Regions from separate parts of the Homo sapiens genome. Here all the other regions are linked to region 1. A link is a contact called in ENCODE Hi-C or POLR2A ChIA-PET data. All regions are on one chromosome and are shown on one strand. Each heading gives the region's core, a stretch centred on a gene start or an enhancer-like site at or near the end of the contact. The rest is flanking DNA. Distances are from core to core; before and after follow the strand shown. Region 1 overlaps CDKAL1 (CDKAL1 threonylcarbamoyladenosine tRNA methylthiotransferase). Region 2 has its middle 73 kb from the start of LINC00581. Region 3 has its middle 160 kb from the start of LINC00581. Region 4 overlaps CDKAL1 (CDKAL1 threonylcarbamoyladenosine tRNA methylthiotransferase).

Evidence for each region. Hi-C counts contacts between places; a loop is a spot of excess contacts on that map. ChIA-PET counts read pairs that join two places held with the same protein, here RNA polymerase II (POLR2A). Pooled maps may share reads with other maps.
Region 2: a loop to region 1 is called in a map with no recorded cell type, with 14 times the contacts of the local background. The contact joins two enhancer-like sites. A Hi-C loop is called at or near these places in 29 of 37 single-sample maps with no recorded cell type and 9 of 50 pooled maps.
Region 3: a map of MCF 10A shows a loop between it and region 1 (11-fold over the local background). The contact joins two enhancer-like sites. A Hi-C loop is called at or near these places in 1 of 168 maps with a recorded cell type or tissue (MCF 10A), 2 of 37 single-sample maps with no recorded cell type and 2 of 50 pooled maps.
Region 4: a pooled map shows a loop between it and region 1 (4-fold over the local background). The contact joins two enhancer-like sites. A Hi-C loop is called at or near these places in 1 of 168 maps with a recorded cell type or tissue (A673), 11 of 37 single-sample maps with no recorded cell type and 3 of 50 pooled maps. POLR2A ChIA-PET finds 5 or more read pairs at or near these places in 3 of 52 experiments (GM12878, H1 and activated naive CD4-positive, alpha-beta T cell).

What each region holds. Positions count from the first base shown.
Region 1 is chr6:20,563,273-20,566,443 of GRCh38, forward strand. The region is part of intron 4 of CDKAL1 (CDKAL1 threonylcarbamoyladenosine tRNA methylthiotransferase); the gene reads left to right. Among named protein-coding and RNA genes, the nearest start is that of CDKAL1, 30 kb to the left of the region's middle. Within about 2 kb of position 1,644, at least 4 of the 41 ENCODE cell types and tissues checked have a DNase peak (open chromatin) inside an H3K27ac peak, as active enhancers do; they include A673 and GM12878, where a contact is called at or near this core.
Region 2 is chr6:21,436,917-21,440,087 of GRCh38, forward strand. No RefSeq gene overlaps it. Among named protein-coding and RNA genes, the nearest start is that of LINC00581, 73 kb to the right of the region's middle. Within about 2 kb of position 1,700, at least 4 of the 41 ENCODE cell types and tissues checked have a DNase peak (open chromatin) inside an H3K27ac peak, as active enhancers do.
Region 3 is chr6:21,346,983-21,350,153 of GRCh38, forward strand. No RefSeq gene overlaps it. Among named protein-coding and RNA genes, the nearest start is that of LINC00581, 160 kb to the right of the region's middle. Within about 2 kb of position 1,694, at least 4 of the 41 ENCODE cell types and tissues checked have a DNase peak (open chromatin) inside an H3K27ac peak, as active enhancers do.
Region 4 is chr6:21,187,036-21,190,206 of GRCh38, forward strand. All of the region lies in intron 13 of CDKAL1 (CDKAL1 threonylcarbamoyladenosine tRNA methylthiotransferase), which reads left to right. Among named protein-coding and RNA genes, the nearest start is that of LINC00581, 320 kb to the right of the region's middle. Within about 2 kb of position 1,621, at least 4 of the 41 ENCODE cell types and tissues checked have a DNase peak (open chromatin) inside an H3K27ac peak, as active enhancers do; they include A673 and GM12878, where a contact is called at or near this core.

The DNA of each region.
Region 1 (3,171 bases), core at 394-2,893:
GTGAGAGTGTTCTGGAATAAATGTTATGGCTTAATAAAACTATTCAGAAAATCACTGAACAATACAAAAGTGGAAGACATTGAAAATGGTATATGGACACATCTAAGATCAAAATTAAGCCAGAGAAGCTTTAGGGAGAGTATTTGAAGCTTATCATTTCCATTTGTAACGGCTTTTTATATTGTGGTGTAAAATCATGTGCAAGCCATAAACAAGGGCTTTTAAAAATATTTTTGTTAATTTTTTTTTAGTTTTATAGAGATGGTGTCTCACTGTGTTGCCCAGTCTGGTCTTGAACTCCTGACCTCAACTGATCCTCCCATCTCAAATTCCCTAGTCACTGGGATTACAGGCATGAGCCACCACACCTAGCCAACGAGGGCTTTTTTTTTTTCTCATTAACATAGAGATATGAAGAATACTATATTGGATTAAAAGTTTTTGCATTTGTGAAGTGTAAGCAGCTGTGTGAATGTAGTCAATGTGTATTCTTCATTTAATAAACATAAGTATCTTTTCCTTTCCAAATTATACAAAAAATACTAAAAGCAATCAAACGATTTTTACAGAATCTTAACTAATATAAAAATTTGTTCATTGCTTATAATACAGAATAATTATATAACTTGGCTCATTATCTAAGCTTAATGAATTAATGTTGGAATGTAAAAACGAGCAATTTTAAGCCAGCGATGGCTCAATCATTTTTAACTGAGGGATTTTGGGATCAATTACTAAAATGTTCTGAGCCTCAGTGTCTTTAAAATGTAATGATGCTCTATTAATCTCATGAAATTGAAGTGAAAACAAATGTGAGGTAATATGTTTTTGGAAATATTTATAAGTTTAAAAATAGCCTGCTTGGTACTTGTGCCTGTAATGCTAGCTACTCAGGAGGCTGAGACAGGTGAATTACCTGAGGCCAGGAATTTGAGTCTGTCCTGTGCAACATAGCAAGACCCCATCTCCAAAAAAGCTAATATATTTATAAAGCTTAAATGTTATAAAATGATAAACTGATGGTTTTTGAATTCTTTGCTCTACTCACCTTTCATCTGTTAAAGATGTTTTTGTACAATTTAGCTCAGTTCCTAAATATACCAAAAGATGGCACTGTTTACCTATGTTTAATATTTTAATTTGCATTTTTTGATGAAAAAGTGTGTTGAATGTTTTATCTACAAATGTTTTAAATTGAGGTTATTTTTTTACATTTAATTTTCTGTTTTGTAAATGGATCTTTAATTCATGTAAAGTTTACTAGGACCAGGTTTCATTTTTATTTTGAAATGGTTTGGAAATTCAGATATTTAACAATCATTTTGTAGATATAAACTCCTGTGTGATCCATTGTAATTAATGATAAAACCTTGTATTAATGTGACAGCTAATGTTTCATGGAAAACCTAGTTGCTTTTGTATAACAAAAACCATTAAATTTTTTAAGCCTCTGAAAACAGTCCAGTGATTAAAACATGACAGCCACAAATAAATTATTTATGTGGCTTTTAGGTCACACTGCCCAGGTTTATTCATTTTAGAAAGTTATTTTATCTTAAAAGTACCTTTGAAAATGTAGCAAAACCTTTCATTGCTTGAATTTCCTACTCACAGTTGTGTGATGAGAGGAGAATCTAGGTCCAGGTCCTGCGAAGAGCTTCTCTGGGTGAGAAATGCAAAAATTAGATAATATGAATTTGACTTGAAGTGAGGGTTATTTATATAGCAGGATGTGGTGAATACACTTCCCATACAGTTAGACGGAAACCTCCTGATTGTTCATTTATACAGCCTATTACATCCAATGTAGTTTATGACCTAGAAAGAGAATACAAGTAGGATATTTTTTTATCCCATCAAAGCTATCTATATATATATATATTTTTAAATGAACAGCATTTGTCAGTGATTTTTACAGGGGTGAAAAAGCACAAGACAGTTCCATTACTATTATAAAATGTTTTACTTTTGTTGTGGGGGTAAGTTTAGAAGTCCAAGATATAATAATTTCAGATGTGCTTCTACTGTTTCCTTTACTTAAAAGTAGGGACTATTTTGAGGCAATATAATTTGTATGTTTCAGTTTTTATTTCTCTCTGAAAATCACTTTTTAGGGTACCATGCCTTGGAAAGAAAGTTTACATTTTTTTCCGTTAAAAACCCATCCTCCTAACTCTGAAATGACTGTCTCAGTTACTAAATGTATATAGCTTGGGGGAAGTGAAGGCACAGTTGGCAGTTAGAGGTTTGTTTTTATGTTCATGGGAGTATATGTGCTTATATTTAAATGTTCACTCTTCTAGCAGGGTTTGTTGATGTTAGTAATATGCTACATATGCGATTTGTCTGAATTGTTTAAAAATGCATAATTACAGGAGGATTTGATTATTCAGCAACAGTTCCAGTAGCTAAAGACTATCATATAGATATTTTCTTCCAGTATTTGACAGTGGTTCTGTGAGCTATGAGTAGCATAAAAAATAAAAAGAAGATACTGTGACTCTTTAATACCCTAGAGGCCGTAGTCTTAGGATATTCTTACTGTAGAGATGAAAAAACAGGGCTTCATTAACAAACTGAACTGCTATTTCACCTCTTTTAGTAGATGTGTAATTCTGTGGGTTTGGTAAATAACAAAGGCTTTTTTCCTAAATGATTTAATGCTTTCAGATTTTTGTGGGAAAATTAGAAAAAGCAAAAATGCACTCAGTGATTTTTTTTTTAAACCCCTTTGTTTCTGGACAAATGGACAAAGATAGTTAAGTGTCCCAAAAATGGTTTTAACAGGCTTCCCTCTCCAACCCCATACATACCCTGGCTGTCCATAATTCCAATTTTGGGTAGGTAGTAAAATGTGATATTAGACTACGAGTATTTTCCCTCCAAATAATACTTGTGATTAAAAGAAATGCAATCAAATAGCATTATATATTCGTTATGAAAGAAAGATCTGTCATGCAGATTTTGCCTGGTTCCTTTAGATGCCTTGTAATAATGTGCTAATTTATGCTGATGATCTTGCCTCATGACCCTTCTGTGTGGCCTAGATATGTTAATATGTTATAGCTTTTTAATTTCGATCCTCTGTGTTGGTTGAATATGCTTGTTAGTCCATAGTGCCACTCACTAGTCTGTGTCAAGAACTGAAAAAGAACAAGAAAAATGTATCTC
Region 2 (3,171 bases), core at 450-2,949, 870 kb after region 1:
CAAGTTAAAATTGCTGATCCACAGAGTTTTGAGTAAATAAATGGTTGCTTTCAGCCAGTAAATTTTGGGGTGGTTTGTTACACAGCAAAAACTAATTGATGCTGTGTGCATATGTGTGTGTGTGTGTAGAAAAGGTGATAATGCAATAAAGCCAAGTTTTTGTGTTTTGCAATGGAAAATCAATACTTTTTTTTTTTTTTTTTGAGACAGAGTGTCATTCTGTTGCCCAGGCTGAATGCAATGGCGCCATCTTAGCTCACTGCAACCTCCGCCTCCCGGGTTCAAGCAATTCTCCTGCCTCAGCCTCCCGAGTAGCTAGGATTACAGGCACACGGCTAATTTGTGTATTTTTAGTAGAGACAGAGTTTCACCATGTTGGTCAGGCTGGTCTCAAACTCCTGACATCAGGTGATCCACCCGCCTTGGCCTCCCAAAGTGGTGGAATTACAGTCGTGAGCCACCACGCCCGGCCTAATGTATCTATTTATATCTAAAAAATGATGCCACACAGTAGTCGCATGTTAGTTAGACACATGGAAACAAAAACAGTGATGAGATTTTTAAGTGGATAATCCAAGGAGTAGAAACGAAGGGTCAGGAGGGATTGCAGCGGTGGGCTGTAATTTTTCATTATAGGGCTTGTAGAATTGTTTGATTTTTAAAAATTATGTACACATTTCATTTTGATAAAATAGCAAATTAAGTGGAAACCAAAAAAATAAATAAATGAACTTTCAAGTGACTGGTAGGCAGCTGGTGCACAGCATCTGCCACCACCAGCAATAGTCATGTGTTCGACACATGCCCTGGTGGCAAGAGGAATTTCCAGCTGAGACATTGCCATAACCAACTCAGTTTTCCCTTTTGATTAGTATTCATCCTTCATGCCTGCATGCTTGTGGTTAGCACACAAACTGAAAAAAAAAGTGCATGGAAAAGTTGGATCCAGAGTCTCAGACACTGCAGGTGTTCTCCGAGTTGTTAGTCTCCATTCTAATACAGTCCAATAAGGACCACAAACATCAAACATAATGGAGAACTGCCTGCAACCAAAGCCAGGGCATGGAAAAATTGCTCATTAAAAATTATTCTGCGGTTACAGTTTTGAACTGGCATGGATAAAAAGTGGAGCAGAGGCCGGGTGCAGTGGCTCATGCCTGTAATCCCAGCACTTTGGGAGGCCGAGGCAGGCGGATCACAAGGTCAAGAGATCGAGACCACCCTGGCCCACATGCTGAAACCCCATCTCTACAAAAAATATAAAAATTAGCTGGGCGTGGTGGTGCGCCTGTAATCCCAGCTACTCAGGAGGCTGAGGCAGGAGAATCGCTTGAACCCGGGAGGCAGAGGTTGCAGTGAGACAAGATCGCGCCACTGCACTCCAGCCTGGTGACAAAGTGAGACTCTGTCTCAAAAAAAAAAGTGGAGCAGATGGTCATATTCAACATGGTGAAAGGCTCTGTGAAAGCAAAACAGAAACCATACACCCGCAATGGCCACCAAAACGGCTGCTGACATACGATCACTCTTTTCTTGATGCTGCTCTCTGTGCTTTAAATGTATTTTCTCTTTGAAATGATCACTTTCAAGTGTGTTTATTAAATTCTGTCTCCCATGTTAGGTTGACAGGAAGTATGTAGTATTTGGGAAAAGGCACAGGAGGCAAAAATAAGATACTAGATATCAAGGGATGTGTTGGATTACTCAGGACAGGCTAGGATATGCCACAATAAAGAAAAACCCCAAACCTCTGTGACTTAACGTTTCCCACCGCATATGCAAAGTGGGTCTGCAGAGGGCCTCTGATGATCTAAGTACCTCAAAGTTCTAGAGTGGTGCATATTGCCATGATCAGTTCCTCTCAAAGCTGACTCAAAGCGATGTGTCTCACTTCTGCTCATATTTCATTAGTCAAAGCCATTCATGTGGTCATGTCTAAATTTAAAAAGGTGAAAGAAGGCAATGTTATCCAGAAAGAGAGCTGGAATACTTGTGAACTCTTCCAACTCAATCCAGTATTCCCTCTGCTCTAAAACATAGCTATATAGCACATAGAATATAAATTAGTTACGTTTATTTTTATCCAAAGTATACTTTTCCTAGATATGTCTTACTCCAGAAAATTATTATCCTTTAAAGGCAGATGATGAATCTGGCTAGAGGAGGAGGGCCTGGAAGGTTATATGAGGTACTAACGTTATGTAAAGTGATGTGGTTTCCTTTTTCTCTTCCTGTGGTTGAATGATGTAGCACACTATTTGCAGACCAATCCTGGTCTTCCTTAAGTGGTTTCTATAACAAGATAATTTTCTTTCACCAATCACTAACCAATTTATTTTCACTTCCAAGTGGAGCCTTATTTGTGCCTCAATTTTAGAGATTGTGAGTTTAAAAGAACACCACCTTCTGCCTGTTTAAGAAATAACCCAAGGTGCCCTGGAAATAAAAATGCAAATGCACGAATGGGAAAGCTTTATTTAGCTAAATCTCAAAGCAACAGTTGTGCTTTGAGAAGAAGTTAAGGGAAGAGGAGTGGCAGGACTGGACATTCAAAGAAGGATAATTTTCAGAATGAGATAGTGTGGAGTGGAGGAGGAATAGAGATTTCCATCCCTGGGCACGAAATAAGGAAACGTATTTTTCTGCAGTTATTTGTGAAGAACTTCAGTGATAAGCACTGTGCTTCTCCTTAAATAAAGACTGAAACAGAGAAGTAGCAGTTCCAAATACTTAGCCAAAGTTCCCAAAACCTTTGATCCAACAATTCTAAATACTTAGTGCATCAAATCCAACTACAGTCACAACTCTGTGCTAAAACTCAAGCAACAAGAAAGCTGAAATAATCAGAACTCTTTATTACCTTGGAATAAGAAAAAGCACATGGCAAATAAACCAGTTGAAATCGGGCACACCTTCAAAAGAAAAGCAATTCCCAGGGTGTTACAGGGTCAGGACCGCCTTTAGCCAATTTCTCAACTTTTTTAAAACACATGTTATGCTCAGGCAGAAATAAACTTCATTGAAATGAATTACTGTCTTAACTTTGTTCAGTTTGAACTTCAACATCTTTATGATGGAAGGTACCAACTAATCTGAATGGTAACTACAAGGCCCTTAACATAGGACTTAATGAGATTTGTTGTGTATATTTGTGGTGACTCCTCAAACTCA
Region 3 (3,171 bases), core at 444-2,943, 780 kb after region 1:
TTAGGATTTCTATGTATCTTTTTGGGGGACATAATTTAACGAATAATGAGAAGCATTTTCAATTAGAGAGTTATATGTTATTCTTTAATAGCATTCTTAACCAGACTTCAAGGACTGAGCTAAAACTCTTAAGAAGTCAGTACAAATAGAAGACCTTTAGAAAGCATTGGTTTGGTATACTTTTATTGTACAGTTATAGGCTTATAACACTGTCTTGGGGCTGTGAGGAAAGTACAAGCGAGGTTAGAGGGCATTTTCTCTCCTACAGACTGGAACCTGGTGGAACCTGACTGCACGACGTGTTCTCAGCAGTGAACCAGGCCCCCCTGCCCTTGCCTGGAACAGGAAGACAGCAGGAAACCAGGCTTTGAGAGGAGAGAAGGAGGCCAAGAGGACTGTCCCTAGGTATCTTGGAGGTAAGTCAGTCCACAGCAAAGACTGTGAGGAACATTCCCTTTCTACCTGCTTCAAAATTTCCCTCCCACAAATCCCTATTTCATTTCTGCTGTAGTGTCTTTCTCATTTCCTCACCTTTCTCAGTCCCATGCTGTCTGCACTCCACTTCCTACCCTTCTTCCCCATCCCAAAAGCTGACCAAGGCATTTTATTTAAGAGGAAAATAGAAATTATTTTCTCGACTGGGAGCGGTGGCTCACGCCTGTAATCCCAGCACTTTGGGAGGCCCAGGCAGGTGGATCACCTGAGGTCAGGAGTTTGAGACTAGCCTGGCCAACATAGTGACACCCTTGTCTCTACTAAAAATACAAAAACTAGCTGTGTGTGGTGGCACACGCCTATAATCCCAGCTCAGGAGGCTGAGGCAGGAGAATCACTTGAACACAGGAGGCAGAGGTTGCAGTGAGCTGAGATCGTGCCATTGCACTACACCTGGGTGACAAGAGTGAAACTCCATCTCAAAAAAAGAAAAAAAAAGAAACAATTTTTAACTTTGGAGAGTGCCAAAGACAGGTAGATAGATAGATAATAGATGATAGAAAGATAGATAGATAGATAGATAGATAGATAGATAGATAGATAGATAGATGATAGATAGATAAATATTTTACTCTTTGTATTTTTATAGCTCTGTTGACTTTGTCTTTCACTGTGTACCTCTCAAGGAGGGTATCCTTGTCTCTAAAAATGAACAACTATCTCTTTTGCTTAGGAACAGAATCACTTGCCCGATGCTGTGGTCTCTGCGACTCTATATTCAGAGCATTTTCTTCTCTGCTCTGCCCAGTGCCATCAAAGGGGTACACACCCTGGTGGAGCTTTAGGCAGAAAAGTCCATTTCCAGAGTAAGTACGAACACCCCCTCCCTGCCCTCTCTCTTTCCCTCTCCCGACTACCGGGTAGAGGGTGGAGATTCTTAGATGCTTCTAGGTACTATCTGATGCTTCTAGAGTATTATCTGCCTCTCGGTTTTGGTGGCCTAATTTGGGGTCCTGCGGCCCTACTTTGATGTCTTGGGGTAAAACCTGGGGTGGAAAGCTGATCCCTGGTATGTGCCAGGGAGGTGCTTCTGGAGAAGGCTGCAAAGGCAAGGTTGCCTCTGCAGAAACCACAGCCCTGGTGGATTCTGCAGAGCCAGACCTCTGGGGATCTTGTGACTGGAAACCCGAGCTTCTGCTGGTCTCACAGCCCTTCTCATAAGGGGCGGAGGGAGCAGGGAAGGAATGAGCTCACCCTTCCTCTCTCCGGCCGTCTTGGCCATGCCTGTGCCCTCGCTCACCTCCTTGTCACCCAGGCCCTTGGCAGGCTGGTGCTGTCAGGGTAGGAGGGTGCTGCAGTCACAAGCCTGCCAGATCCTACTTGTTGCTTTTGCAGAGTGTATAATCAGAGAATCAGGGGGAACTAGACAAACAGAAAGAACAAAGAAAGTCCTGAGATTTGGGCCAGTTTCTAGGAACTGAAAAATCTTTGCTAAAGTGAGGGTGTCTATGGATGATATGTTCTTGCATATGTTTGTGCTGACGTGTTTACTTATAGAGGCTTAACCATTAAATCATTTTACCCCCTGAGGATGCTCTCAGAGGCAACAAATCTCTGGGAATGAAATATATCATGGCAATAAAAACTACTCATGACAGGGAGGATGCTGCTGGAGCGTGTAAAATAAATTTTAAAAACTGGGTTAAAACAGTAGGAGGCATGATAGTCTAGCAGAAATAAAAATGACAGTTGGAGATTGTCAAATCTAGATCCTTTTTTCCTGAACAATCAATGAACTATTTTTAGCCTTTATTTTTCTAGTGGGTAAAAATGATGATAACCATGCTCTCTCTCCCAGTTCTTTCCCAGAGCTTCCTCATACTCCTCAAGTCTGGAATCAATACAATGTTAAAAAGAAAAAAGAGGTCATTAGTTGAGAATTGATAAATTGATTCAACAAACTGGGTTAAGAAGAAATGATAGGGCCAGGGGAGGGGGAAGGAGGAAATTTTAGGGAAATAGAGTGTACTTTCGTGGTCTTAAAGTTTCTTGTCATACGAAATCAGCTCTGATTTTTAGCCTGATATCAGTTAGTCAAGATTAATAATAATATTGACAATTTGAGTGACCTGTAATGTACCTGGCAGCATGCTGGAGGCTCTTTCTCATTAACTACTCAGTAATCACACTATCTCCCCAAGGAAAGTGTAACACTCCTTGTATTATAGATGATGGAATGGAGACTCAAAAGACCAGATAACTGCCTCAAAGTCTCATGCTAGTGTGTATTGGAGATTGGCCAGTATACCATGCAGTGGGTTAGTGGAAATACTGGGTATCTTCAGTGTTGATGTTCAAGCCTAGGTGTTCTGTGGGCCGTTCAGCTAGTTTCTTCCTTTCTTTCTTTTAGAGACAGGGTCTTGCTCTGCCACCTAGACTGGAGTGCAGTGGTGCAATCATAGCGTATTGCAGCCTCAACTTCCTGAGCTCAAGGGATCCTCCTGCCTCAGCCTCTTAAGTAGCTAGGGCTACAGGTATGCACCACCATGCCCAGTTATTTAAAAACAAATTTTTTGTTAGAGATGGGGATCTTGCTATGTTGCCCAGGCTGGTCTTGAACTCCTGGCCTTAAACAGTCCCCCAGGCTTGGCCTCCCAAAGCACTGGGATTATAGGTGTGAACGACTGTGCCCAGCCAACTCAGCTATTTTCTATCATCTACCACGTTTTCTTCTCC
Region 4 (3,171 bases), core at 371-2,870, 620 kb after region 1:
GAGATGTCTTACATTCTTTTATTCATGTGAAATTTTTGAAATCCGGTGTGTACTTTGCACTGGTGTATGTTTGATAACACATCTCAATTGAGATTCGCCACATTTTAAGTGCCCAGTGGCCACATATGGCTAGGACTACTGTATACATGGTGCAGTTTTAAAGTAATTGGGTAATTCACCACTTGCCTAAAACAACTGGCAGGATAGAATCCATTTTTAACATTATAGATTAAATATTATGAGGTATGTGACCTTGACCAAGTCACTTAATCTCTAAGGGACCTGTATTCTCATCTGTAATATGAAGAGTTTGTCCTAAATGATCTCTGAAGTCCTCTCTTCTATCCAATCCAGCTCTGAATTCATGATTTTAAAAATTCTCATTTAGAAGTTGGGTAGGCTGGAGCTTATCCATCCTTTCTCATAATTTAGTATTTGAAAAGAAGCTTTCTTATGCCATAAAGATAATTAGAAAGCGTCCTGCATACCACACCCACACCTTTTTTTCTTCCAAATGTCTGAATCTTTCTTGGAATTATTCTGAGTTTTATACCATTGGTAATGCCTGGTGGTGTAGCTCACTGAGTTGCCTGACTCCCCATGCTTTTGGAATGAGGACTTGGAGCAATGAAGGTGTGAGGGAAGTTGGCAAGTAGTTACTGCAGATTACTAGATTACATAAACAATCTCTCTCTCCAATGCTTTTGCTTTTGCTTTTCTCTTTTTTTAAATTTGGCTTACTTTTTGTGTCGTCAGTGAAACAAAACTTCTACAAGCACCTTCCAAGAAAGTGACCTATTAAATGTTATCACTGGTCACTTATGTACCTTTTGGGGATGGGGAATGTATGAAAAAAATTTTTTCCCAGAAGCACAGCCCAGTTTCATACATATTTTTGCCCATTTGTGAAAAAAAAGGACATTTCCTTATTTTAGTGTTTATTCGTTGAAAATTAAGTGAAACTTTTTTCACATATGTGCTGTATGTAGATAATTTAGATTTTTGGTTTTGAATTGCTTTTTTAGCAGTTTGTTTTTCTGTTGGGAACATTTATTGTTTTCTTACTGTTTTGTAAAGGCTCTTCATATTATATAACCTATAACATGTCATTAGTATATATGTCATACTTGCAATTTTTTTCTATTTGCTTTTTGACTTTGTTTATGACAATCTTAATATACTTTTTTTAATCAGTAGTTAAAAACTTCTCATTTATGGCAACATAGCATTATGTTAAAAATGTTTCATCAACACGTTACATGTCTAATAATTTATATTTCCTCCAAGTATTTTGTGGCTTCTTCTTTTTCATCTTTTCAACTGACAAATAAAATTGTATCTATTTAAGATGCACAACCTACTTTTATGAGTAGGTCCCTTTCTGAGAATCTGCTCTCAAAGAAGACTGGCCTAGACTTGCCAAGTAATGGCTGAGAGAGACCAGTGGGAATAGATCAAGAGGGTGGAAGTGAACGGAAATTCTGTTCAATTTTTAGGTTTGCGCTTTTCATAAAAAAGTTCTACACTTATATCCAGTGTTGGCTCCATGGGCCCTTTCCATGAATCAGATCTCATGGATAGATCTTACTGGCAGTATCTGGCCATAGAACTTCAGTTTTCAATATTGAGCACTTTCCCAGGCTGCCTGGGCATGACAGAGCTTGCCCAGTGTGGGGAAAAACAGACCTGATGTACTTTGTGCCGGCTCTGTGATAGGAGGGTCAACTTGTTTGGGTTTGTTGAGAGGGTAGATTTCATGTTATATGTTCTTACCACAATTTTTTTTTTTAATTCCACAAAAAGCTTTATAGGCAATACCTTTGAATGCTCTAGAATACTCAGAATGTACAGGCAGGTGGTTAAAATGCAGCTGCTTTTTGAACTGGCAGTTTAGGTAGCACTAGATTTGGATCCCTGACGCCAGGCAGGAAGGCATCAGTGTGGCATTTCCTGTGTAACTATTTGCTCTTACTATTGGCTCTCGATCAGCAGATGAAAATAGCTTTGTTACTAAGAATGGGATTTTGCCCCCAGCTGGGAAGAGACTACCTCGGATTGTCTTCCTCTTACTGGGGTAGACACGGCTAGAAGAAAACCAACCAGCGTGAAGAAAAGCACAAGGAGATTCTTGTTAGAAGAAACTTCATGGTCTGATTCAGTAGAACTGCCTCGGGCCTGGTCTTTGTATCTTGTATCACTGCACAAAGAAGGGAAGAATAACTTTTGAAAAGCCAAATTGTTTTACAATTTTTCTTTCTACTTAGGTTATTTCTGAAATGCAAAGAAAGAAGAAATAAAGCTACTAAGATACTCATGGCAATTAATAGATAAGCATATATACTTAAAAATATGGCTACTCCACTTCAAAGGAACATTCTTCCCCTTTTGAGTACATTTATATCTATTAATAAGTGTATCTAAAGAATTTTTTTTCCACAGAGGACAATGTTTTCAAATAATCTAATGAATGCCTTTTTTTGTCATTGTTTAAGAATCAGTTAACCAGTCTAGCGCTTTGAGAATAAACTGTCCAACATCTTCTCTTAAGAACCCTTAAGTAGACCAACAAATTGATGGCTAGCATTTTGAATACGATGGACTTAAAGGCTCATTACTTGTTTTCTATGCTATCATCATTTTTGACACACATTCTTGTGTCATGGCCCTATTTCATTATAGAATGGCATTGTGGAGTAAGGATGATATTAAATTTTAATGTTATTGCTATTATTACTGTTGACCGTTTTTAGCATAAGTATGCCTGGTTCTTTAATTCCAGCTTCTGCAGGGCCAGAAAATAGAAGTGAGCATAAACAGTCAGGAAAATTACTGTATACCCAGGAGACCCAGCATCGCGTGCTCTGCCTGTTGTGAATGAGGAATCAAAATGGAAAGGTTATCATTTTCATTAGCTAGGAAAGAACAAGACCATACTTTTCTCCAAGTGTAATTACAGCGGTTCACTGGCAACATTACACTGCAGTAATTAGTCTAAAGGTGTATGTGAGGGCAGGCTTTTGCACAGACACTAGAAATATTATTTCAGAGTTGAAGGTCACAGCCTTGTATTTAACATGTTCCAGGCAGCTTAGGGGGGAAAAAAAAAAACTAATTTGACTGGAGCTAAAGAAAGACATTTGACATTTCCCAGAGTCATACATTCAGAAACCA